Regions from separate parts of the Homo sapiens genome. Here regions 1 and 3 are each linked to region 2. A link is an interaction called in ENCODE POLR2A ChIA-PET data of the cell type or tissue named here. Cell type or tissue: Panc1. All regions are shown on one strand. Each heading gives the region's core, and the rest is flanking DNA. Links, peaks and the distances in the headings are about the cores only.

What was found. Peaks named below come from ENCODE experiments on the same cell type or tissue, not always from the same donor. Only the 100,000 strongest peaks of a DNase experiment are listed, where the experiment ranks them.
Region 1: POLR2A ChIA-PET joins it to region 2 with 14 read pairs; 1 of 35 experiments calls an interaction of 5 or more read pairs at or near these places.
Region 3: POLR2A ChIA-PET joins it to region 2 with 10 read pairs; 1 of 35 experiments calls an interaction of 5 or more read pairs at or near these places.

Annotation. Positions count from the first base shown.
Region 1 is chr7:81,681,055-81,689,265 of GRCh38, reverse strand. All of the region lies in intron 1 of LOC100128317 (a long non-coding RNA gene), which reads left to right. Among named protein-coding and RNA genes, the nearest start is that of HGF, 85 kb to the left of the region's middle. RefSeq lists a silencer at 4,042-4,091 and an enhancer at 5,803-5,972. In Panc1, for the core only: no CTCF peak of the experiment used is centred there; DNase peaks (open chromatin) are centred at 4,105 and 4,592.
Region 2 is chr7:81,466,093-81,474,303 of GRCh38, reverse strand. No RefSeq gene overlaps it. Among named protein-coding and RNA genes, the nearest start is that of HGF, 300 kb to the left of the region's middle. In Panc1, for the core only: CTCF peaks have their summits at 3,892 and 4,093; a DNase peak (open chromatin) is centred at 4,096; H3K27ac peaks cover 4,892 bases.
Region 3 is chr7:81,289,514-81,297,724 of GRCh38, reverse strand. No RefSeq gene overlaps it. Among named protein-coding and RNA genes, the nearest start is that of SEMA3C, 370 kb to the right of the region's middle. RefSeq lists an enhancer at 2,515-3,016. In Panc1, for the core only: no CTCF peak of the experiment used is centred there; no DNase peak of the experiment used is centred there; H3K27ac peaks cover 4,018 bases.

The sequences.
Region 1 (8,211 bases), core at 1,962-6,961, 210 kb before region 2:
CTCACCTGTTCTGTCGGAGTGATCTCTTTCAAGGGCACAAGTGGAAAAGGCAGCCAACACTATAGTCCTTCTGTGGCTTTCCATCTGCCATGATGCAGACCGCAGGTTTTTAGTGACCTCAGAACTCACCCTCACCTCTTCCCTAATTGTTAGTTCTGCTTTAAGCAAAGAGATTGCATGGTCCTACTTTGAAAGAATACTCATATGTTTTGTTTTGCTGTTTGTTTTTATTTGTCCCTTTGTTTTATTGGCCTCAATGGTGTTTGTCATGGTGTTCTGTTTTGGTGATTTGTCAATGTTTTGTCATGGTGTTCTTTCTTATGTAGTTCTACCTATTGTCTCTATTCTTTGCTAAATCCTACTTAGGTTTTGAGTTTGACTTCAGTTTTATCTTCCTCTTGGCCGTTATCCCAACCAAGTGGCTGGCTGGGTCCTGCCTTTCTAGTTTAGTTCCTACCAGCCCTATTGTCTGGGCATGAAACACTGCTCTAGATCTGTTTCATCTGTTTTTAAGTGGATAACCTTAGAGAACCTACTTTCCCTGAAGCAATAGGATTTCAGCTCTGTAACTGAGCTTAGCCCACTTACAGCTTGACATTGTTGCACATAAAACCACTTAGACATTGTTCTCAAGCTGTTCTCTCTTGCTGGGAGCTTCAGCTTCTACATCAAGTGTTGCTAGTGTGCACACACTGAACCATGAATTGATATTTTTGCTTTCTCTCCCATGAAATAAAATTTAGAATAAGGTACACATAAGTAGCTCTTAAAATAGTTATGACCTTGGATTTGTTTGATCTTAATTTTAGATTTTTAGTTAATCAGCAGTAGTTTGAATCACTGTAATTTCCCTCCACTTAAATATTTAACATCATTTGTGTGATATTAAGGGATTCTATCTATGCCTTTATGAGTTGTTGTTTGCAATATATATTAAGTATGCTATTAATATGAAAGAAAGTCTCATGAATGTGGTTTTATCAGTTAGAATTAGGTTTTGCTAAATTGACAAAAATACAAGATAATAATTTTATTTTTCCTTCATATAAAATCAAACTAGAGGTAGAAGTCCCAAGTTGACACGGTAGTTTCAGGAATCACTGGGGACTCAGATTCTGTCTGTTACTGAATTATTCCCAATACTCAGCTGAATTATTCCCAATACTCAGCTCCATTTCATGTACAAAATGGGTGCTTAAGGACCCATTATCAAGTCTGTGTTCCAAGCAACCAGAGAGAGAAAAGAAGGAAGTGCAGCCTTTCCTTAAGAACATATCCCAAGAGCCCAGGCATGGCTCTCCTGCTTATGTTCCCGTGGCCATGAACTTAGTTACATGGCCAAACCTAGCTGAAAGGGTGACTTAGGCTTCACGTGCCCAGCTAAATATTTGGAATTCTATTACTAACATTAGTAGAGAATGGATTTGGGGGAGTACCAGCTAACTCTGTGCTAAAGGATATTTACTTTTGTAAAGAAAAACTTTAAACTTTCTTTTCCATTCTTTCCAAAGATTCAGAATTCTTCATAATTTTAAGGAGGAAAATGTGACATATAGTTTTCTTTTCCTTGTGTAGCAGAACATAAATGGTGAGGGTGGAAAGGTAAAGTAGTAGTATACTTCCTTAGATGGAGTATTGATACAATTATTTAACCCACTTAATGACAATAGAACTTTATTTGAATTACAGGATCAGGCTACATAAAGGGACAATTAGAGATATCATTTCTAGTGATTCAGAGTGAGTATAAGAATATTTACTGAAAAAAATTTTTATCTCCAAATTTCTCCTCTTACCTTCATTTTCTACTGTTTTCAGCAGATAGCAGTCCTAAAATTTCATTTTAAATATATATTACTTTTTTATTTTGTATACTTTTGTTGGAACAAACTTTATATACTTTGTGGAGAGAGAATGTATTGTGTAATCAGTGAGCTTTAAAAGACAAGAAAAAAACTAAACCATATCTTGTTAAAATTATGAAGACAAAACTGTACTTAACATCTGGTCATGACTATTTCAAGCAACACTCATGTGATTTGATGATATGCTAGATAATTATGAGAGTTGGGTTTTATATGGGAAAAAAAGTAGAGTGATTTTTTAATACATTTTCTAGCAACCATTTCAACTTAAATTAAACATACTTATGTTCCTATAATAAAGTAAGCTATACATTTTTTAAATCTCACTAAAGCCTAATAATCTACAGAAATTTATATGAATTTCATATATTCATGAGGAAAGAGAATTTTAGTTTACAATGGTTAAATTTTTAAGTTAAAGTGTATAACGTAATGCTTTTTCATCATTAGATAGACTTTCTATTTGGAAAATATTTATGATTAGGTAATCTACTTTTAAGTATTGATGTGTTATATGTTCAAAATTTAAAATATATTAAAATTAATGATAATATAAATAAGCCAAGGTAAAGAAATGAACCAATACTTATTGAATACGTTCTATGTGCAGACACTATATAAAAAAAAAGTGAATATAGATTTTTTTTTTTTTTTTTTGAGATGGAGTCTCACATTGTCATCCAGGCTGGAGTGCAGTGGCACAATCTCGGCTCACTGCAACCTCCGCCTCCCAAGTTCGAGGAATTCTCCTGCCTCAGCCTCCCGAGTAGCTGGGATTACAGGTGCCCGCCACTATGCCTTGCTGATTTTTGTATGCTTAGTAGAGACGAGGTTTCACCATGTTAGCCAGGCTGCTCTTGAACTCCTGACTTTAGGTGATCTGCCTGCTTCGGCCTCCCAAAGTGCTGGGATTACTGGTGTGAGCCACCGCGCCTGGCCATGAATATAGATTTTTAATCTCACAATAATCTGTCGATATGGTTTGGATCTGTGTCCCCATCTAAATCTCATCTTGAATTGTAATAATCCCCACATGTCAAGGGTGGGACCAGGTGGAGATAATTGAATCATGGGGGCAGTTTCCCCCATGCTAGACTGGTGATAGTAAGTTCTCACAAGATCTTACAGTTTTATAGGGGGCTTCCTTCCCCCTTTGCTTGGCTCTCATTCTTCTCTTTCCTGAAATCATGTGAAGAAGGATGTGTTTGCTTTCTCTTCTGCCATGATTGTAAGTTTCCTGAGGCCTCCCAGCCATGCAGAACTGTGAGTCAATTAAACCTCTTTGTTTTATAAATTATCCAGTCTTGGGCAGTTCTTCATAGCAGTGTGAGAACAGACTAATATATTTCTATATCTTCATTTTACCAACAAGCTAATTAAAAGTTAGGAACTAGGCATGGTGATCATTATTAAGTGATGTGCATCCAATTTATACTCTTCACCAAGATTTTTCCATCTTGCTCCACCATGATATGTTTTATTTTCATTGTTTCATAATCTTAGGATGAAATATCTAACATATCTATTTTGAAAGGTATGGTAATGTTATTGTATCTGTGTTCTGTCTCCTTTATTTTTAAGTATATATTTCAAGGAGTTAAATTATTTCGCTTGTTGCTATTTATGAAAATTCCTTGTAGCAATAGAACAAACCGTTTATTCAAGAATGTGAAATTCGGCCCTGCTCTAAACTACATTTGTTAATTTAACTTGACATATTTATTAAACAGATGTTATGTGTCAGGTACTTGCCTAAGCATTGAGAACACAGTAGTGGGTGACTTAGGCAATAAATAAACAACTTGAAAATAATAAAAACAACAGTTTTAAAAAATAAAAAAAAGTAGGGAGATAAAGCAATCCAAGGAAGAGTCTGAGGTATAAGATCTATGATCAAGGAAGACCTTTCTCTTCATGAGATCATATCTGAGCAGAGACAGAAAACACAAGAAGGAAAAAAACAAAACACCATACTCCATGGGGAGGAAGGGCAAGCATAAGGGACATGAAGTGGTGCATGCTTGGAGAACTCTAGGGCAACAAGGAGGTCTGCATGTTTGGATGAATTTGGAGAGTGGTGGAAGAGGAGGCTTAGAAGTAGGTTTGGAGATAGACAGGGTCCAGATAATAAATGGAGAGCTTTGTAGGCTACGGTTAGGAGTTTAGTAGTAAGCTCTGCTTACTCAGATTGAGGGAACAGCCTCACTCTGGACCACTGCCAGTCAGCATTGCAGAAGGGACTTACAGCTGCTCCCCAGAGGCAACACACGTCACTTCTGTGTAGAGTTCATTGATGAGAGTGAGTCACAGGGCCAGTCCTGAGTCAGTGAGCCAGAATGTAATTATCCCTGAGAGAAGAGCAAGGAACATGTGTGAATCATAACACAACCTATCACAAGTAACTGTCTGTTAATTGGAGGGTCCTCTGGGCCCCCAAATGAATTTCATATACTCCATATGACAGCATTTAAATCATACAATTTAAAATACTTTTTCCCAACTTTGCAAGAAAAAAAAATTCAGCTATGTCATTGAAACAGATCAGCCAGACAGATAGGTCTGGCTTTATTTATTGAAAGCTCCAGAAAAAGAATGACTGGGTTAAAGCAAGGGAGATAATTATTTCTGAAGCTCTTTAACATATAACCAGATTGCCTTCAAAATGGGGGTGCATGAATTTATGCTGTGATCAGCAATATGTGAGAATTTTCCTGAATTTAAGCTCTTAACATATGAGAATTTTAAGTGTCATTGAAGCATCATTAGCAGTTTGTTTTCTGACTTCTTATATTTTGGTTTTTTGATATAGGATAATAGGGGTACTTTCTCCTGCTCTGGCTTGTAAGAAGAGCTACAATTTTCATGTGTTTAGCTCTGAAGATGGCTTTTTTTTTTTCATGTCGTCTCCACCTGCAATGGAAAATGGTGTGAAAGAAATAAGCCTTTGTCTTGAAAAACACTAGGATATTCGTGTTGTTTATCACTGTGGCATAACCTAGACTACCTTGACTGAAATAATTACACTTCAGAAGATTGAAATGAAGGCACACTAAGACTGCTACATGACGATCAATCAGTAACAGCACACAATACGCATTCAGATTCTATGGAATGTGAAAACAAATAGTGGTTTCATGTATGAGGTCAAAATTAAAATTCAGACAGGAGGAAACTCCAAATGAAGAGGTGTTGATTTAGAGTTAACCTGTCACTCACAGATGACTGTGGTTTGGTTTATGATGAGTGGCATCAGAGACTTATTTATTGTCGTAAGTACTATTATTGATTCTTGAGAGCAAGGCTGAGGAGGCTAACTCATCTAGCCTAAGGATAGAATTATATATACGGAGAAAAAAGTGTGCTAATATGTTTATCATTGCATTTCTATAATACTCAAACCCTGAAACAACCTAAATATCTGACTTTAGGATGGCTTAATATATAGTATAAACTCAGATATATTTTGCTGCTATTAAAATATGTCACATTGCTAAGGGTTACTTGTGAAAATGCTTGTGATGATGTATATGTGTGATGTGTGTATATGTCTGTGTGTAAATATAAAACATAGTAAAAATTGAAAATTAGTATTTCTGGATAGCAAGGAACAAAAAATGTGGCATCTGTAGCCATAAGGTGGAGAAAAGAGTGATTTTAAATTATTCTTGCCACATTTAACAAAATTTCATCACCCTATGGTATATGCACACACACTTAATACAGAACAAAATAGGGCCTGCAGGATTTGGCAGGTAGGGTTTTGTGGTTGATCTTGGAAAAACAAGATTTAATTGAGGGAGAAAAGAAACTCAACATGATGTATTGGATTAGCAGGTAATTTTAGTTTGTGTTTTTCCAAATGTTCTCTCTCAGCCTTGAAATTAAGCAGATAACATATACAAATACAAAATGCTCATAAAGTGTTTAAAAGAGAAAATCTGAGTTTTCATGGACATGAAAAATAGCATTTTTTTCCCCTTAACATTGCCAAATTTTCTTGTGCAATTTAGAACGAGTCTCTTTGTGACTCCATATTAATCAATTTCATAATCTTATACCTTCAATTTGTCATTTAAAAATGATTCAGACTTTTGTTTCTAACTGTGGTTGGAGTCTCTTAAAAACATATCCTGTGTGGCTGTAGGTGCCATATGCTAAGGTTTAGCTTTACACTATTTATCACCACGGTCCCTCATCCTTTTTGCTTCTAATTCTATGTGTAATAAAAGGGGAAATTTATCTTTATTTACTTAATTTCAAGCCTCAGAGATTGCCTCTGCCATCCACACACAGCAGCAGCGTTGGTAGTCAGTAACCATGAGTGAGTGGAGGCATATGTCTGCACATCTCTTCAATTACCCTCCCCTGGACTTTCTCACTGTCAGCTTTATCTTCATTAAGGCAAAGCTACCACTTTCCCTTTGCATTTTTGTGTGCTAGGTCCTTGGTAAAAGGAGCTGGTGTTTTGTTCTTTAGTGCTATCTTTTGTGTATTAGCTTAGCAAAAAATAAAGAGCTTGATGAGAGGTGTATATGTGTGTGTGTGTTACCATTTTGTATTTACAGTGTAAATGTAATACATGCCTATGAATATAAAAAAATGTAAGAAATGCAGAACAGTACACGGTAAAACTGAAAACAGCACATCATCACAGAGATGATATTAACAGTTTGGCATATATCATTTAAATGCTATTCTATGTATATAATTGATGCTTTCTTTTCAAAAATGTAATCAGCCTACAGATATTGTTCTGTAATTTTTTTAATACTCTCAACACTCTACCATATATGTTTTTCCATGATCACATTCACAGACCATTTCCATCCTCTATAACTGAAATTATTCTATACTTTAGGTGTATATATTTATATAGATCAGCATTCCACTGGAAAGCTATTGCTTTTTATGTGAATGGATATCACATAACTATATTATTGTCTTTTTCTTTCAATCACACTGCTTAATCCCCTAGATTTCCTTATGGCATTTTCAAACTGAGTAATTTTTCTTTGCCTTTTCTTATAAAAATAAGTATCAAAATCCAATTATTTCAGTCAAAAATTTAAAAAGAAAGGGAAATGAAACATCATGCTTAATATGTGCCAGGATTTATACTAGGACTTTTAAATGTATGTTTTTTATCTTTATAAAAATTGTGTGAATAAAACCCATTGGTAATACAATATTTATTGAACACCTCCTTTGTGCCCAATGTTGTGTGAACTAGCTGTCATGCAAGTTAGATATATTGTGATCATTTCATAAAGGGAAGAGAAAACTGACTTCAAGAGGCTAAAAACTAAAGGTGATAAATGGATGTGATAGTATTTGAACATGTCTGTATAAAAACATAGCCTTTATTTTTCTATTAAACCATTTAATGTTACTCATTTAAGTGTTTATAATAGATAATATTTGTTTTATATTGTTTCACAATTCATCTTCCTAAAAATTTAATAATTTAGTTAAAAACCTCCAATGGCTTGCAGTTCTCTAGAGGATCTCATCTGAAATACTCAACGGTGTTTCAAAGCCATTTAAACTCCTTTGTCTCCAACCCCTCTATCTATAATCATGCAGAACTAATTTTCATTCACCGAACATTACATGTCACAACTTTGCATATCGCTTTCTCAAATGCTACTATATCTTCCTTCTATACATGGTAAACTTATATTCGTATTTTCCATACAACTAAATTGTCGACACCTCTGGGAAGCCCTCCTAAACTTCCTCAGAGAGAACAGTCACTTCCTTCTATGAGCTGCTATATCAATTTAGACATGCCTTTACCATATTATATATCATATCATAATATAGTGCAATTATGGTTTTAGCACAGACTTTTAGAAAGTAAAATTTGTATTTGTAACTTCTATTCTACCCAGTCTAGTTCCTTGGGTAGCAAATAGTCAGTGCTCAAGAAATTAGAGCTAAATAAATACCACAGAATACTTAACTTGAGGTTAGATTCCTACCCTGACCACTGAATAAGACATTACCAAATCTACCGCGAGAATATAGATCAGCTTTAATAATCTAAATCTGCATCTTTGAGGGATGAGTATTTTTGTATGGATGGATGATACTAATTATGTCCCAAACCTTCTCTATTACTGTAGCCAGTTTTACTCTAGGATTGTCATGAAAAGGTGAGAATACAGGACAGATTTCTTTCCACTCTAGGACCATTTAAATAATCCAACAGTTATTGCCAGAGTTTACTATGAACTTAGGTCCAATGCATGTTGTTTCACTGGGCACAAGAAAAAGACCTAGGGAAATGTCCCCTGGCCTCTTTTTAAGGCATCAGAGTCTTGTGTAACTTCATGACATCTATGTC
Region 2 (8,211 bases), core at 1,616-6,615:
TGATGCTTTAATATTGTGGCTATATAATATTCTTTCTTATGCATTCACCAAATTGTATTCACAAATGCCTAGTAATAGACAGCAACAGATCCTGCAATTAAACACACACCATACTGAATAAAGTGTCTATACATGCCTTTTAATGCATCTATCCAAGAATTTCTCTGGTGAAACCTTTTTTAGAAGAGATATTACAGGACCATGGGATATACACAACTTTAATTCAAGACTGCACTCTAGAATGTTCCCAAGTTTACACTTCATCCTCATAAACATTGGCTTAACCAGTATTGTATTCATTGCCTACATAATGTGTATCGAGTGATTTTTCATTGTTTCTTTACTTTCATTTTTCTCATTACCGGTGAAGTTGAGCACCCTAAACATACTTCTTGGCAATCCTTATTTTCTCTTCCATGAAAAATGGATTTATATTTTCATCCATATTTTTCCAATTAGGTTTTAAAATTTTTATATTGATCTTCAGTACTTCACCTTATATTCTAGATACCCATGTCGAATTAACTCGATTCTGGCAATAATCTTTAACAGTCTTTGCACATCTGTGCATTTTTTTTTTTTTTTTGAGACAGAGTCTCACTCTGTTACCTGGGCTGGAGTGCAGTGGCACAGTCTTGGCTCACTGCAACCTCCGCCTTCTGGGTTCAAGCGATTCCCGTGCCTCAGCCTCCCAGGTAACTGGGATTACAGGCACACATCACCATTCCCGGCTAATTTTTGTATTTTTTTTTTTTTTTTTTTTTTTAGTAGAGACAGGGTTTCAACATGTTTGCCAGGCTGTTCTTGAAATCCTGGCCTCAGCAATCTGCCCACCTCGGCCTTCCAAAGTGCTGGGACTACAGATGTGAGCCACCGTGCCTGGCCTGGTTCGTGGTTTCTGACATGTTTAAAAAGTACTTCCTCTTTTATTTATTTTACTTATCATTTATCTCTCATTTGATTTTGAACAATCTTGGAATAACTTTCTCAAAGGTAAGAGGTAAAGAAGCAACTTTGTCATCATATTGTTAATCAGTTTTCCCAAAGGAATTTTATCTACTGAATTTGATTTTTTATGCTGCACATGTTGTATACTAAGCTTCCATTTTTACTGCTGGTGCAGGGTCCAGGACCCCAGTGCCTGGATAGTTGTGCTTCTGGGCACATATACCCTGAGTGTTATCCTATTACCCAGTCCCCAGATCCCTACTCTTATCTCCCTTAATCCTTTTAATGGGTTGCTTGAAGATAGAAGTCGCTCAAAAACCTGTCTTAGTTGTTCTGAAGGAGAGGTTCCCTCTGAAAATCTAATCAATACTGACAGAAGAGAGAAAACTCACCCCTTTTAAAAAATCTCAGTAAATCATTTTGCCCTGCAGTGCTCCATCAATGAATCAGTGATGTGATGTACTTTACTTCTTGAAACGTTTACTTAATTTCTCAGGACAGGGAATACTGTGGTAGAACAAAAGATTAAGTGTTCAACTATTATTTTCAAATTAGATTTCTGAAAACAGTAGATTTGAAATTGTATCATTTTTTGTTTTTTGTTTTTTGTTTTTAAGATACAAGTGTTACACCTGGAAACAATAAGGCTCATACTGTAAAGCCTTAGATGAAGGGATACAGAATATGATATAAATTTCAGCACATGGAGAGCCCTGCAAGGGACTTAAGACTGACTTGTTGATCTTTGCTGTCATTGTCAATAATTACAGCAAGCAATAGATGGGCCAAAAAGCCACCCCCCAGAGACATTCCACTGCCAATCTCCCCAGTATACAAACATTACATGAAGGGGCACTGGTTATTCCAGTTCAGGATTTGCTGTTAAACTTGACTTGGATCACATAACATTGATTTGGGTAAGTAAATAGGCAGAATCACCGAAGATCTTCAGTCATGATGATCATACATGGTGTTATCCAAGGCTGATTGGGCCTCAGGAGAAACATATGGATTTGTAGCATTCGGAAAATTAAGACAAGTTTGTGCAGATCCATAGGTTTGTTTATACATAATGAGGCTCCATGTTCCAGAGCTGCTATTAGGGCATCAAGAACAGCAGAGTGGTAGAGGACAAACCATATACATATGAGTTTTTCTGTTTTCATAGCACTTGGATGCTCTGGACAAACACAGCACTGACTCAGATTGTCAAGTGTAGTTGCCTCTTGATTAACCACACTGTGGTGCTAGACCTATGGGGAAAAGGGACCATTAATTGTTCTGCTCTTTCCTGAGTCTCCTGGAGCTGAGGTGTTCCCTATGTGCCAGGGTTTTTCTTCCTCCACTACTAAAAAATCCACATGTTCCATTTCAATGGCTATACATTCAACTTTTCTCCAGTCATCCCCGATTCTCACCCAGATCTTTATCTAGAAGGGTCAGGCACATGTAGGACAAGGGCATTATATCTATTATATCTCCCAACTTGGCCTGCATGGGTCACTAAGGGAGACTCAATGCAGGAAGACGAGGTAGCTCACAAAAGTGGTCATGATATTTATTTTGTTCCAATAATCAAAATAGCTCAATTAGAATTAAGTTTGAGTGCTCAAACCCCTTTTTGTCTCAGCTTCCACCCAGAGATTTACCAACCCTAAGGGGTGGTTGTCAAGGGAATGAAGAAGGCATCAAACCCAAGTACTGTCAGTGCAGAACCTGAATCTTTAATATAGGTCTATATAACCATTCACTCCATTTGTCCTGATCATTACTCAGGAAATGGCTAAGAGGAGATGATCCATTCAAAAAGATGACTATTTCATGCCCAAACTGCCTTATTAAGTATAGGGACTTGTAGGGGAAGAGGGAGATAGAGTCAGAAATTTTTGAGCTGAATTTTGAGGAGGCTGTTTCCCCATTTGGTAATACCAGATGTCTATGGAAGGTAGGGAATGTGGAATATCTATGACATTTCTTGACTACTGGTCCATTGTTAACTGGCTTTTGTGATAAAAGACACTGTATTTTCTGACTGCAAATGGCCTGGAAACCTGAAAAGGTGACACAGATTAGTTTCAAGGGCCATAGTAGTGTGGCTGGAATTGGCCAATTGGACGAGAAGAGCAATAATGTAACTTGATAACATGTCAACAGCAATGAGTGTGGCATCATTGATAACCCTGAGAGGAGGTCAAAAGTCCAATGTAGTCAATCTGTCAGGAGCAGGTGGGGTCACTATAGGCTCTACATCCTGTGGCCTTCTTTACCACTGGACAAATGGCTATCTTTCAGCAGGAGTCAAAAGTCTGATAAGCAACAGTAACTTATCAAAACATAAAGTCTATTTTTGTGCGCAGTCTCTAATGTTGGATGAATTGTCATGTGCGGTTTAATGCTGCAGCTAGTTGGCAGTCATGGTCATCTAGGCAGTGCAGGTTTTATTCGGAGCTGGATTTCAGCCAGTCTTATCAGAGAACAGGTTATTAGCATGGGTATTTAAGCAACTCAAACATCTGATAGGCAGCTGTGGCTTATTGCCACAGTTCGCCAGTTTTCCAAGTGGCAGTGCAGTTGGGTATGCTATTGGCAATTGTCTAAGAGAGAGTCAAAATCGAACATTTTGTCTTTAAAATTATTATTTAAAAGTATTATATAGTCTTTAAAAGTATTATCTAAGGCAACGGTGATGTGATGATGGCTTTCAATTCAGCCCCTCGTTCTGAAACTTACTGCAGTTGGTCTTCCAGAGTTATTATCGGGGAAAGACTGGGGATGCCACCCAGTGGACACTATCAGCTATTAACTCAGCTGAATCATCAGGGAATCAGGTCCAAGCCTTTAGAGGAAACTCTGTAAATCAAGGCCTCCATTGAGCTTGCAGCTTTGATTCAGACAGCAGAATGAGAAATAAAATTTCCCCTAAAAGGGTAGGTGCAACCACTTCATGTAAAACCGAGATGCCACCAGGGCCAAGCCAACTATACCATTTCATTTGATCAGCAAGGCTTGCTGGTCTCTTGTCAGTCATGGAGTCTGATTGATCCACCCTAATATGGGAGGACTCAAAACTTCCAGCTTGCAGCTGCTCAGTTTCAGCAGGACAAAAACTCTCTTCCGTTTAGAAGGAATTTACTTGCTTCAGGCAGGTGGCGCCCTTGTACTGGGAAGTTGCCACTCCTAGTGTTCCCACAGCAACTGTCAGCTAAATGATCACGAAAGCTGTGATTTTCTTCTTTCCTCCTTCCTCCTGGATTCTATTCTGTTTTTGCTGGACCACATAGGGGGAGACAGGAATCACCACTCTACATTGCGCAGTACCTGCACAGAAAAATTAACTCTAGACTTTATGAGCACTTACAGTACAAGCACATAGCACATTAATTCCAATTATACATCCAATAGTGGAAACTACAACAGTACATTGAATAGCCCCAAAGGCTGCCCCCTCCCCTCCCTGAGGTCGCTTTAATTTTCCTTTTCCACTGCAATTTGCCCAAATCTATTAGTTGAGTCCAAGTACATTTTTCCTTCTCAAGCACATAGACCAAAGTGTTTAACTATACTGGTCAGGGGCTCTAGCCACAGCCACTGGGAGATTATACTATTCTGTAACACAAAAGTACAGGAATCAGGGAAGTAAGGCCACGAGGGACTAAGATGTGGGAAGAGGTCATAGAGGAAATTATTTTTCTTTCTCTGTCCTGAAGGAAATACAAGTATTTTTCCCTGAAATATTGAGGATTGTTAAGTTAAAAACATCAAGGACGCAAGAAAGCACTCTGCCTCAACCTCTGTTTGCCTGATGGCCAGACATCAATCCTTCCTTACTGTAGACAGCACTTATCAGGCCAGAGAAGGCACCAGCAGGCACCAGAAAAATCTGGAAACAGATTTACTGTCTTCCCACATTTTTTCACTTTTTAAAAGACTACAACTGCTCTTTTTTTTTTTTTTTGTCTTGTCACTCTATAGGATTTATGCCTCTTTGTTGAAATGCTATTTAATCAAGGCCCAAGCCAGTGCTTTCTGAGAGAAATACTTTTGAACTGAGGCTTCTCCAAATGATGGGTACAGCATTTGTTAATAAGCTTCTGCTTGTTTTTCATTTATTAATTTGATGTTAGTTTTCAGGAGAGTGTCTCAACTAAGAATCTAAAAAGGGAGAGAAGAGAAATGATGTTTTCTTCCCTACAGTCTGCAGCTTCAGGTTAAGCATTTTCTCCTCTCAAGTGCATCTCCAGACTTGAGTCTGGGGACCCTTTTCTGCCACTCCACCTTCCTCCCTTTATGGTTCCTCCCCAAAATTCTTGGCCCTATGGCCACCTCTATGTTTAGCATACCCTCTCGAGGAACTCAACTAGAATAGTGACTTGTGTGCCTGTATTCAACATAGCTATAAAATTGTGAGTGCTTCTTCTTCCCAATGTTCCTTAGCATACTCAGCCTTTTTTCCTGAAGCAAGAGAGGTCAGTACAAAGGAGAGAGAGGGACATGTAAGAGTGCATGGAAGGGGAAAGCAGCTTTGCTCCAGACTTGACTAGACTTAGCATTTACTTAACAGTTTTAAGGAACTGTACCCTTGGTCTCCCAGGCTCAACAGTCTTTTAATATTTTCTGTGCAATTAAAGTTCTAAGTCCAACTTGCTGAAACCATTTCCTTTAGCTATATGTCCACCTACTTCCCTGTTGTCATGAAAACATCCTTCTTCCTCCTACCTGGAAAAGCATGAGCCATTTAAGTGACATTTCAATCCCATTTCTTGCTGCTCAGATTCATTCACAGATATAAGAGCAGGGGGCTTTACTAGTATTCCTCACCCACCTCCTAGGCAAAAGTATTTATTAACTGATTCTAGGGAGTCTTATAGCTTCAAACCCAGTCCAGGTCAGCTCTTGTCTTTCCCCTCCCAGAAAATTCTGTCTGTGCCAACATTTCATGCTTGTCAAAATGGCCAGAGTCTGGGGTTTTATTCTGCTTACCAACTAAGTTAGCTTGTTACTGTGTTGTGGATGCTTGCAGAAGACACACAATTCCAGTATCAGAGACAAAAGACTTTATTTAGGCATAATGCAGCAAGTAGCAAAATCATCTTACTTGCGTTTGTTCTCCTTTTCCCTCCCACCCCCGCCTTCAGTCCCAGTGGGGCGGGGTGGAAGGGTCCAGGGAGATACTGTGCATTCAATGTGTTTTTTTATTGCAGCTGGGAATCTGAGCTTGGGAATTTACTGCTTTTATTGTAAGTAGTAGGCAATCCTACTTTTCGAGTGGATAGGTTACCTCACCATTCAAGATTGCTGGCTGCAAATTCAACCCAGAAAATGGTAAGGAATGGTCAAAGCCTTATATTTTTGGCATAACTGGCAAGAAGTAGAGGGAGCTCAGGGCCCATGGAAGATTAACATTTACTACAGATAAAATAAAATAAATGAAACATCATATTTATTTGTAAATGAAAACTAAATACATTTTAACCTTAAAAGCCACAGGAGATTTTACAGATAAAAACTAATATTTTGAGTACATAAACATTTAATGTTTTCAATGTGTCTGAACAACTGAATTTATTTTAATATGAACACAAAATATATTAAAGATTTTAATAACTTTAATTTATTTGGAACTAATTCAGATTGGTATGATAAGCCCCCAGCATTATAATAGATAAGTGGATAAAGGATATAAATTAGTAGTTTATAAAAGGGCTTCTAATGACTAGAAATATTTAAAAATATTTCAATATTTCAATTTCTATTTCAAGTATACAAAAGGTAATATTTTTATTTAACAAACTAACTTTTCTTAAGGAAAACATCCAGCGTTGGTGAGGTTTCTGAGAAAACACTTTCACACAGTACTTTTCAGTAAAACTTTTCTGGAACTTGCAAATGGTTATCAAAAGGTTTACAATGATTATGTTACTTAATGGAGTAATTTATTTCAAGTAATCTACCTTAACACTTTATCATAGAATAAGTACTAAATGTATTATATGCATTTTTGGTGCACTTGCAAATTCTGTTTGAAAAGTGGCAAATGATAAATAAACGCAAAGCTCCCAAAGAAGTCTGAAAATGAGATACATATTTATTGTCAAAAAATTCAGTTAGAAATTACATATAAAGAGAAAAATTTGAAACAGACTTAAATTACCAGTAGGGAAATGAGTTTTAAGATAAAGGCTTATATAGGAGTAGAATATTTTTGTAACAAAGAAAGTGCTTTTTGCAAATAGTCTACATTTTAAGTAGGAAAAAGAAAACTAAACGCAATGTGATTTGTATTTTTTTAAAAAAATAGATACCTAGATAAAAGCAAAACAAGAACTATAATGAAAATTTTCAAATTATTACGTCTTGGCAGTGGGAGTTTACAGAGATTTCTTTTGTTACCTTATGCTTTCCAAATATTCCAATAACATGATGTGATCCATACCATATTTAATTATGTATCATCATATAATTGTTTTTATAAATTTTAGTGAGATTTTTTTAAATTAACTTTAAAGGTATATAAAATTATTTTAAAGTACCATTCAAATGTTAAAATAATTGTAAAAATATTTTAGAATGTTATTCTGAAAGATCAAAAATTTTGTTTTAATAGATATTGAAAAAGTTGAAAAATAAGAGTTGAAATATGCTTCCAAGAACATGACAACTAAATTTAATATTGAATGCTGGATGGAATTCTGGGACTGAAAATGGATATTAGATAGAAAGGAAGGAAATCTGAATGAAGTGTAGACTTCTATTTATGACAATGTATTAATATTGGTTCATTAGTTGTGGCTAATATAGTTGTGACTAATGATATCTAATTAAACTAAAGAGCTTCTGCACAGCAAAAGAAACTACCATCAGAGTGAATAGGCAACCCACAAAATGGGAGAAAATTTTCACAATCTACTCATCTGACAAAGGGCTAATATCCAGAATCTACAATGAACTCAAAACAAATTTACAAGAACAAAACAAACAATCCCATCAAAAAGTGGGTGAAGGATATGAACAGACACTTCTCAAAAGAAGACATTTATGCGGCCAAAAAACACATGAAAAAATGTTCACCATCACTGGCCATCAGAGAAATGCAAATCAAAACCACAATGAGATGTCATCTCACACCAGTTAGAATGGCAATCATTAAAAAGTCAGGAAACAACAGGTGCTGGAGAGGATGTGGAGAAATAGGAACACTTTTACACTGTTGGTGGGACTGTAAACTAGTTCAACCATTGTGGAAGTCGGTGTGGTGATTCCTCA
Region 3 (8,211 bases), core at 1,663-6,662, 180 kb after region 2:
TTAATAAACTCACTCTCTTGCCAATTTTGATAAAGCAAACTGCCATGTTGGAGAGACCCGTTTGACAAGGAACTGAGCGCAACCTTCAACCATTTGCAAGGAAGGAACTGAGACCTTCAGTCAAACAACCTTAAGTCATGCCCAGATTCCTGTCCCTTAGAAACTGTGTTGTTTTGAGATGGCAAGTGTTGGGGCAATTTGTGATGTAGCAATAGATGTTACATTAAGCAGAACATTTCAGAAGCCACATTAGCCAGCAAGTTGCTAGTTCTGGATAATTGAAAACTACTTAATGCTGTAAAGCAGATTATTTGAAGTTAATTTTTTACTGCAATAATATTTTATTATAAGTAGGTGTGCAAATAGTTATATGGAATGTTTGCTTTGGACTATGGGGACTTCCAAGATGTGAGACTTACAGTTTCAAAACCATAACAGTCTTGGGAAAGCCAGGACAGTTAGTCACTTTACATATTGACTATGAAATGATTTTTACTGTTTATTTTGTTTTTCGAACCTAACAGGGGCTTACTATTGGTTATGTAAGTGAATATTCAAAGTAAATTTTCCAAAGTAAATATTTTTCATATAAAACTGAGACTCAAGAAAAGGAAGCTATAATTTTTTCTTGTTTTCTTCTCTTTCTCTGCATGAAATTATTATGTGAAAAATCAGTTATTGGATTTCAATAAAATAACACGTATGGGCCCTATTTTAGAGGATCTATCTGAATATTTTGCTGTTAACGATGACAAAGCCTTGCTGAGATGTCATAAATCAACTGAGTAAAGGTCAATTTTCACCAGAATTGTCAACACTGGTCAGTCTTACTGTAACAATTTCCACATGTAAGGGAGTGTATTAGTCCATCTTCATGCTGCTGATAAAGACATACCCAAGACTGGGAAGAAAAGGAGGTTTAATGGACTTACAGTTCCACATGGCTGGGAAGACCTCACAATCATGGTGGAAGGTGAAAGGCAAGTCTCATATGGCAGCAGACAAGAGAAGAGAGCTTGTACAGGGAAACTCCCATTTTTAAACCCATCAGATCTCGTGAGACTTATTCACTATCATGAGAACAGCACAGGAAAGACCTGCTCCCATGATTCAATTACCTTCCCCAGGTTCCTCCCACAACACTTGGGAATTGTGGGAGTTACAATTCAAGATGAGATTTGGGTGGGGGCACGGCTGAACCATATCAGGAAGGAATAAAGAAAACAAATAGATCTCAGAACAATCAGTCTTTTACAGGGAATGGCATCTTCTACAGTAAAACTTGTAAAGACTAAGTCACTTCCTGGGGATCATTATCCTTTAAGAGAGCTATTAATTAACCTAATAATGACCATAAATGTGGAGTTGATGTCTCCCTGCATCAGATAATTTGGATAGTACTCAGACTAATTTTCTGAAGTTATTTATCCAATTAACCTGAAGATTATTTGTAATTACTACTACTTTTATCACAATACCTTGGGTTGTGGTGATAGAAACCCTAGAAAAAATTTTTAAATCATGTTAAAATGGAATTTAACCATTTTAGCCATTTGTATTCATCCACCCATTAGTATGGATAAATTAATCATATATTTATTATTTGTACCTTAGAAGAGAACAAAGCTAGAAAATAAGACAAGTGCATTTTTCCAAGGAAAACAAATATTGAAATATATGTGGCTTTTTTGCTTGAGGACTAGATGAAAAGCATCAGGAATAGCCTGGGAACTGGTGCGGATGGTAGATCCCAAGGGAAGAAGAGTAAAGAATATCAATATCAAGATATAAGCTGCTTTTACATTATATTATACCTGTATTTAAGCTTTGTTAATAACTTTCCCTAATTAGTTCTTCTGTAATATTAGATTAATTTATGTATAGGTGGGAAAACAGAAATACAGTTTTGAGTGCTTATACAGGAAAGTTCACATGTGAGGGTTGAGGTCTCCTCAAATATGGTTTAATATCCCAATGCATCTTCACACCACCTTGTAAATATGCATACAACCTCTGCTTTTTCTTAACTATTCAGCACTTTTTTTTATCTTTATGGAAATCTGGGGAAGGGAAATCATTTCCCTGTCAGGATTAAATTTTTTAGAACTCTAGAGTGCTCAGGGTTAACATTTTAAAAATAGGTTTATATTCCTTGGAGCTGAAGAAATTGAAAAGAAAAATTACAGTTACATTCCAGCAGAAGCATATTTAAGGTAACTCACATATTGACGGCAGAGGCAGCCCATCTGGAGTGGCCTCTGCCAAGATGCTGGCTGCAGCGGGGGAGGCATGGCCAGGGCTGTGTGCTCCACAAAGCTGGTGGAGACCAGGAACAGGTGGGACTGCTCCCTACTGAGTCAGTGGGGTAGGAACCACACACTCCTCTGCACAGCTGCAGCAACCCAGCAGTAGCTCCAGACCCAGGCATCACTGTGGTCTCCGCGTCCAAGAAGTCTCCCCTGCCCCCGCAGACTCAGAACTGCCTGCTCCCACACCCTGGCCTCTCACCAATCCCAGTGCCCACTCAGCAAAGTTATGGCTGAGCCTGGGTGTTGTCACACCTCTGCTAGATGTGTGCATACTCATGGCAGCGCTGACACACCAGCCCCCTGTCGCCTCAGCCCCCTCCCGACTTTGGGCACCGACGAGCACAGGGGAGAGTCAAGGGGTTACCGAGGGCAGTTCAGCGCAGGCCTCTAGACACCCCATGGCATGGACAGCCAGGGCACCAAGGATGACATGTTAATGACAGCAGGAGGTAGAAAGGTACCTGGACAGAAAGGGGCAGGTCTCTGCTGAAAACCCTCCTTCAATCCAGGAACAGCTTGAAGCCTGGGGGCCGGGCTGCCAGTTCCTGGTGGAGTCTGCAGCCCGGAGTGAGAACTTAGGTGCTTTTTCTGGGCCCACCCATGGCTGCGCCTGGATGGTTCAGCATGCACTCCATCGTTTCTGAGCCCATAAACACCCCGGACTTAGCCAGGCTCACAGAGATCTTGGGACTACCAGCTGTGGGTCTCCTCGACTCATTGGGACGACCTGCCTGTGGAAAGGCATTAACTTCTTTGGGTCTTCTCTCTGCTTAGGGCTGCACTCATCAGGACTGCCTGCCTGCAGAGAGGAGCTACCCACTCCAGGTCTCCTCTCTGTTGAGAGCTGGACACTCATCAGGATGACATGCCTGTGGAAGAAGCTACCCACTTTGGGTTTCCTGAGAGCTGTTCTGTTGCTCGGTAAAGCTCCTCTCCACTTTGCTCACCCTCCAGTTGTCCACATACCTCATGCATTCTGGGCACAGGACAAGAACTCAGGACCTTCTGAAAGGCAAGACTGAAATTGCTGTAAGACAAACAGGGCTGAAACACACCTCTCAACCTGCCACGTTACAGGCAACAAGGAGTACAGAAGAGCTGAAGCCCTTTAGGAAGCCCAAACTTAGGGGCTCCCAGAGCCGTGGCTATGACACCCACTTTAGGGCTCTGTAGTTTCTCTCATCTCCAAGCTTCCAGGTGCCACCATGTTCCCCTTGTCCAGATGCAGGTGCCCACAGTGGAAGCTGTTTGTGGTGCATCTGATCCAGCCACAGGCTTGCACAGAGCCTGTGCCTGTGCCAGTGCCTGGAGCTGCCCATCTTACTGCAGCAGTCAGCGTGCCTGACTGTACCCAGTGGCTGGACCCTGTGCTTGCTCATTCACATACCCCTCACCACTCCATGCCTGGCTTGCCCCTAGTATGTATGGGATCTGGGCCAGTAGCATGAGCCAAGAGCCACCTGCCATGCCTTGTGGGCAGAATGAGCCCAGAGGGCACCAGCTAAACTTAGGCAAAAGTGCCACCAGCCACAGAGGTTTCCAGCTGGAAAAGCAACACCCAAAAGATTCTGTGACAATATAATGATCTTGAGTAAAAGCTTCTGAGTAACTTCCTTGATAGATTGTGCTCAGCTGTAGCCAGTGTGAAGGTGTCCACATAGCTCACATCTGGCCTGCTTTATGGAAAGTAAATGATAGCCATCATCATTAAAAAGCAGTGAAGCACAATGTTTAACTGTGTAGCATCTATAGGCATTGTCCAGGTTCAATGTCCAGATCTGTCACTTATTAGCTTTGTGATTTGGGTAAATTACTTAACATCTCAACTTCCTCAGTGGTCAAAAAGACCATACTCATTGTTAAAACTTTGAATCAATTAAGGTGGCCCCTAATATGTGATTTCAATTAGCCAAAATGTTTGGGATGGGGTTTGGGGTGAAGTGGTTCCTAAAACTTAACTGTATTGTTTCTGAAGCCTGATAGATACAATCCTGATAGATACAAAGCCTGATGGATACAATCTCCATCTTTCGATGGAGAATCTGAGGAAGGAGACAAAATACAGAAGATTAAAGAATTATATTATAAAAAGAATAATGGCTACAGTTATGGCACATGGAGCTAAGAAGAATTAGATACATCTACTAAAAATTGTAGACAGCTGTAATGCCAATAAAACCACCAGCTGAGCTATCAGAATCTGTGACTAAAAATATATAAGAATCAAAATAACCAATCTTTGGGCTGTCAACCTTCTAAGAGTAGGAAGCAAGTTGAAAAAGCTCGTCAGTCTCCAAAGAGCATGTGAAACTGCATAATCACTTCACAGGTAGCTAAAGATGATAATGGAAAAGAAAGAATCACCAAAAGAGAATGAGGATAAAAATGGCTACTCCCAAGGAGCAGAATCAGAGCTGAACATGAGACATATCCCATTCCCAGGATGGCAAGCTATTTAAGTATCTGCCCAAGAAGATCTCAGAAGTTTGAAGGACCACTATCTGCTGTTTTGCTCTGATTCTTTCAATTGCCAGTAGGAGTATTTGTTGCATTTCCCTGCGCTGTTTCACCATTGTATGTCAGGTATGCTGAAGGTAGGACTGTTAAAGTCAGGCATTAATTTGCCTCCCTACTGAAAACACAATGATTTGCATATTAAGGATGGTCATAACAGACATTAAAGACCAAAAGTCTTCAAGGCAATACTGTCCATAGATATGTAGTACTCAAGTGACTGAAGCTACCTCTGGTGACCAGTGGGAACTTGCCATTGGTATAGTTGACTTGGTATTGCTACATGCTCTGTGGGGATGATCCCTATCATGGACATTGTCCAGTTAGAAGATGTGGTATAAAATTTGTCCCTGATTTTAGCTGATGTGATTAATGGTATCAACTCCAACATGAAAGACATTCAAATCAGTCTCAACTCATTGGACAAGGCTGTTTTTGGTGACAGAACTAGCTAGACTTCTTTGTGGACCAAGGTAGTATTTGTTCAATCATTAACACATCCTGCTATATCTGGATTAACGTCTTAGGCCAAGTAGAAAGGTCAGTACAGAAAATTAAGCAGAAAGCCATCTAGCTTTCTAAGATAGACATTGAGCATTTATGGCCTTTGTTCAGCTGATTGGGTCAGACATTGTCTCTGGGGAACATGATTGAGGTCAACACTGAAGTTTGGTCTCATACTGCTGCTTAGAGTCATGTTAGTGGATGCTTTAGTTAAATGCTGCATAAAACAGATTACAGAGATTTTATCCCAACTCACTGTTAATCAGATTAATTATTATGGTCAAACTTAGTTTACCTTTTAGATATGTTTCTTATAAGCAACATATAGTATTATTTTTTGGTTCTATTTAACTATAGCCTATAATATTTGCTATAGGAGTCAGTTAATTGATGTCATTGTATATTTATTTGGATTTATTCATAAAGTACTATATTTATAAATATTTATTTATAAAATATTCATCCCCCTTTTTATTCCTTTTTAAATTGTTCTTTACTTTTTTATGACTAAACGTTGCTTTCTCGTGGTACAGTTTCCTTTTCTAGTATTTGTAGTACCTGTTATATTTCTATCCTCTTCTTGGTTATTCTAAAAAATTTAACATACATACTCTGTTCATCAATATTCAAAAATAACCAACAATTTCATCCTTAATCACATCACTATGAGAACATTAAAACACTTTAAGCTGTGTTCATTCTATTCTAAATCACATCCTATTTTTAGTTATTTATTGCATTATATTATAGAATTTTAACTGTTTTATACATAAAATGTGTATTAGTATGTATCCCTATGTATACCAATTTCCATGCTCATTGTTTAGCATTGTTCCTTGTACCTCATATCTCCTAATGGGATCCATTTCCCCCCCCCCCTTAATTATAGCTTTGGTATTTCCGTTATTCAGGGTCTGTTGGTGGCAATCCTCTCTGTTGTTTAGAGTTTAATTGAAATTTTTCTTCTGAAATTAAAATTGTTTTTTCTTGTTCTGAGAAGTAAATTTTACAGTGTATTTAATGCTAGAGAATGGATATTTTATCTCATTACTTGGGGGTATTTTCATACTCCTTCTACCTTCCGTCGTTTTTAAGTAGTCAACAATTGTCATTCATTTCCTTTTAGGTAGTAAATTTTTTCTTTGGTGGCTTAAGATTTTAAGATACCTTTTCCTTGATATTTGGTACAAACATTATGGTTTTTTTTCTGTGGTTGGTTGTGTATGTCTGTATAATTATGCTGCTTGGGTGTTATTTGATTTCCTATAACGCAATATTAGAATTTTCTCATTAATTCCTTGAAAATTATCAACCAGTAGCTATTTAAATATTGCCTCCTCAATATTTCACCTTTCCAGTGATTAGATATTAAAATTGTTTATTCTCCATGTAGCTTAATTCCTCTTTCATATTATCTATGGCAGGCAGAATTCTATGACAGCTCCCAGATCCTCGTCCCCAGAGATTATACACCTCCTGTGTAATCCCATGGGATAATCACCCTTATGATTAGGTTATATGACACCATTGACTTTAGAAAGAGAAATTAACTTTGGAGAAATTGACTTAATTCTGAAAAAGAAATGGTTTCTTCCTGAAAAATAAGTAAGAAGCATAAAAGAGATCAAACATGAGGGAGACTCTGTTGCTGGCTTTGAAAACGGAGGCTGTCACAAGATGCAGATGGCTCTTAGGACCTGAGAGAAAACCAAACTTTGTCTAATCTGCTTCTAATAATAAATGTTGAATTCTTAATATTAATAATTATAGTTTTTACTCTAAAAGTTGTATATATACACAAGTGTGTATGTATATATACACAAGTGTGTATACACAAGTATATTTACATATATACATAAATGTATATACATATATACACAAATGTATATACATATATACACACATATAGTTCCATTTATATGGTCTATTACATTTTAATGATATTTTCAATTCATTTAAAACATTATTTTTAAACATAGACCTTCATTTATGAAAATGTCGAGGCCTGAATTGAAGGTTGGATCTTCCAAAGATGTGTTTTTTCTGCCTAATATTAATATGGTTTGGCTCTGTTTCCTCCACCCGAATCTCATGTTGAATTGCAATCTTCATTGTTGGAAGAAGGCCTGGTGGGAGGACACTGGATCATGGAGGTGGATTTCTCCCTTGCTGTTCTCATGATAGTCAATGAATTCTCATGAGATTTGGTTGTTTGAAAGTGTGTAGCACTTCTCCTTTTGCTCCCTTTCTTCCTCCTGCCCTCACCATGAAGAGGTGCTTGATTCCTCTTCGCCTTCTGCCGTGATTGTAAGTTTTCCGAGGCTTCCACAGAAGCAGAACCCTCTACAGCCTGCAGAACTAAGAGTCAGTTATAACTGTTTCCTTCATAAATTACGCAGTCTCAGGTAGTTCTTTACAGCAGTGGGAGAACAGACTGAGAACACCAGTATCTAGGGGAATTATCAGAATGAATATGGTTTAAACAATCATTGGTTGGAATATTTTAGGGCCACCTAGGTGCTGTCAATCCTGACTGAAATCCTAAGTGAAAATTGGCTTAAATTTACAAATTCTCAGGGGACTCTATTGTTCCTCGAAAAATACAAATATTTGAGGAAAGACAATCCTTATTACTGCCCTGATGAGGCTGCGAATAGGGTGAGGAAGACGTGTTCTAGTTTGTCCTTTAATTTTTTAAATTTTTTAGAGACAGATCCTTGCTCTGTCACCCAGGCTAGAATGTGGGGGCACAATCACAACTAGCTGTGCCCTGCAACTCCTAGACTGAAACAATTCCCCTACTTCAGCCTCCCAAGTAGCTGGGGCTACAGGTGCCAGCCACCATGACTGGCTAATTTTTTTTTTTTTGCAGAGACGTGGTCTC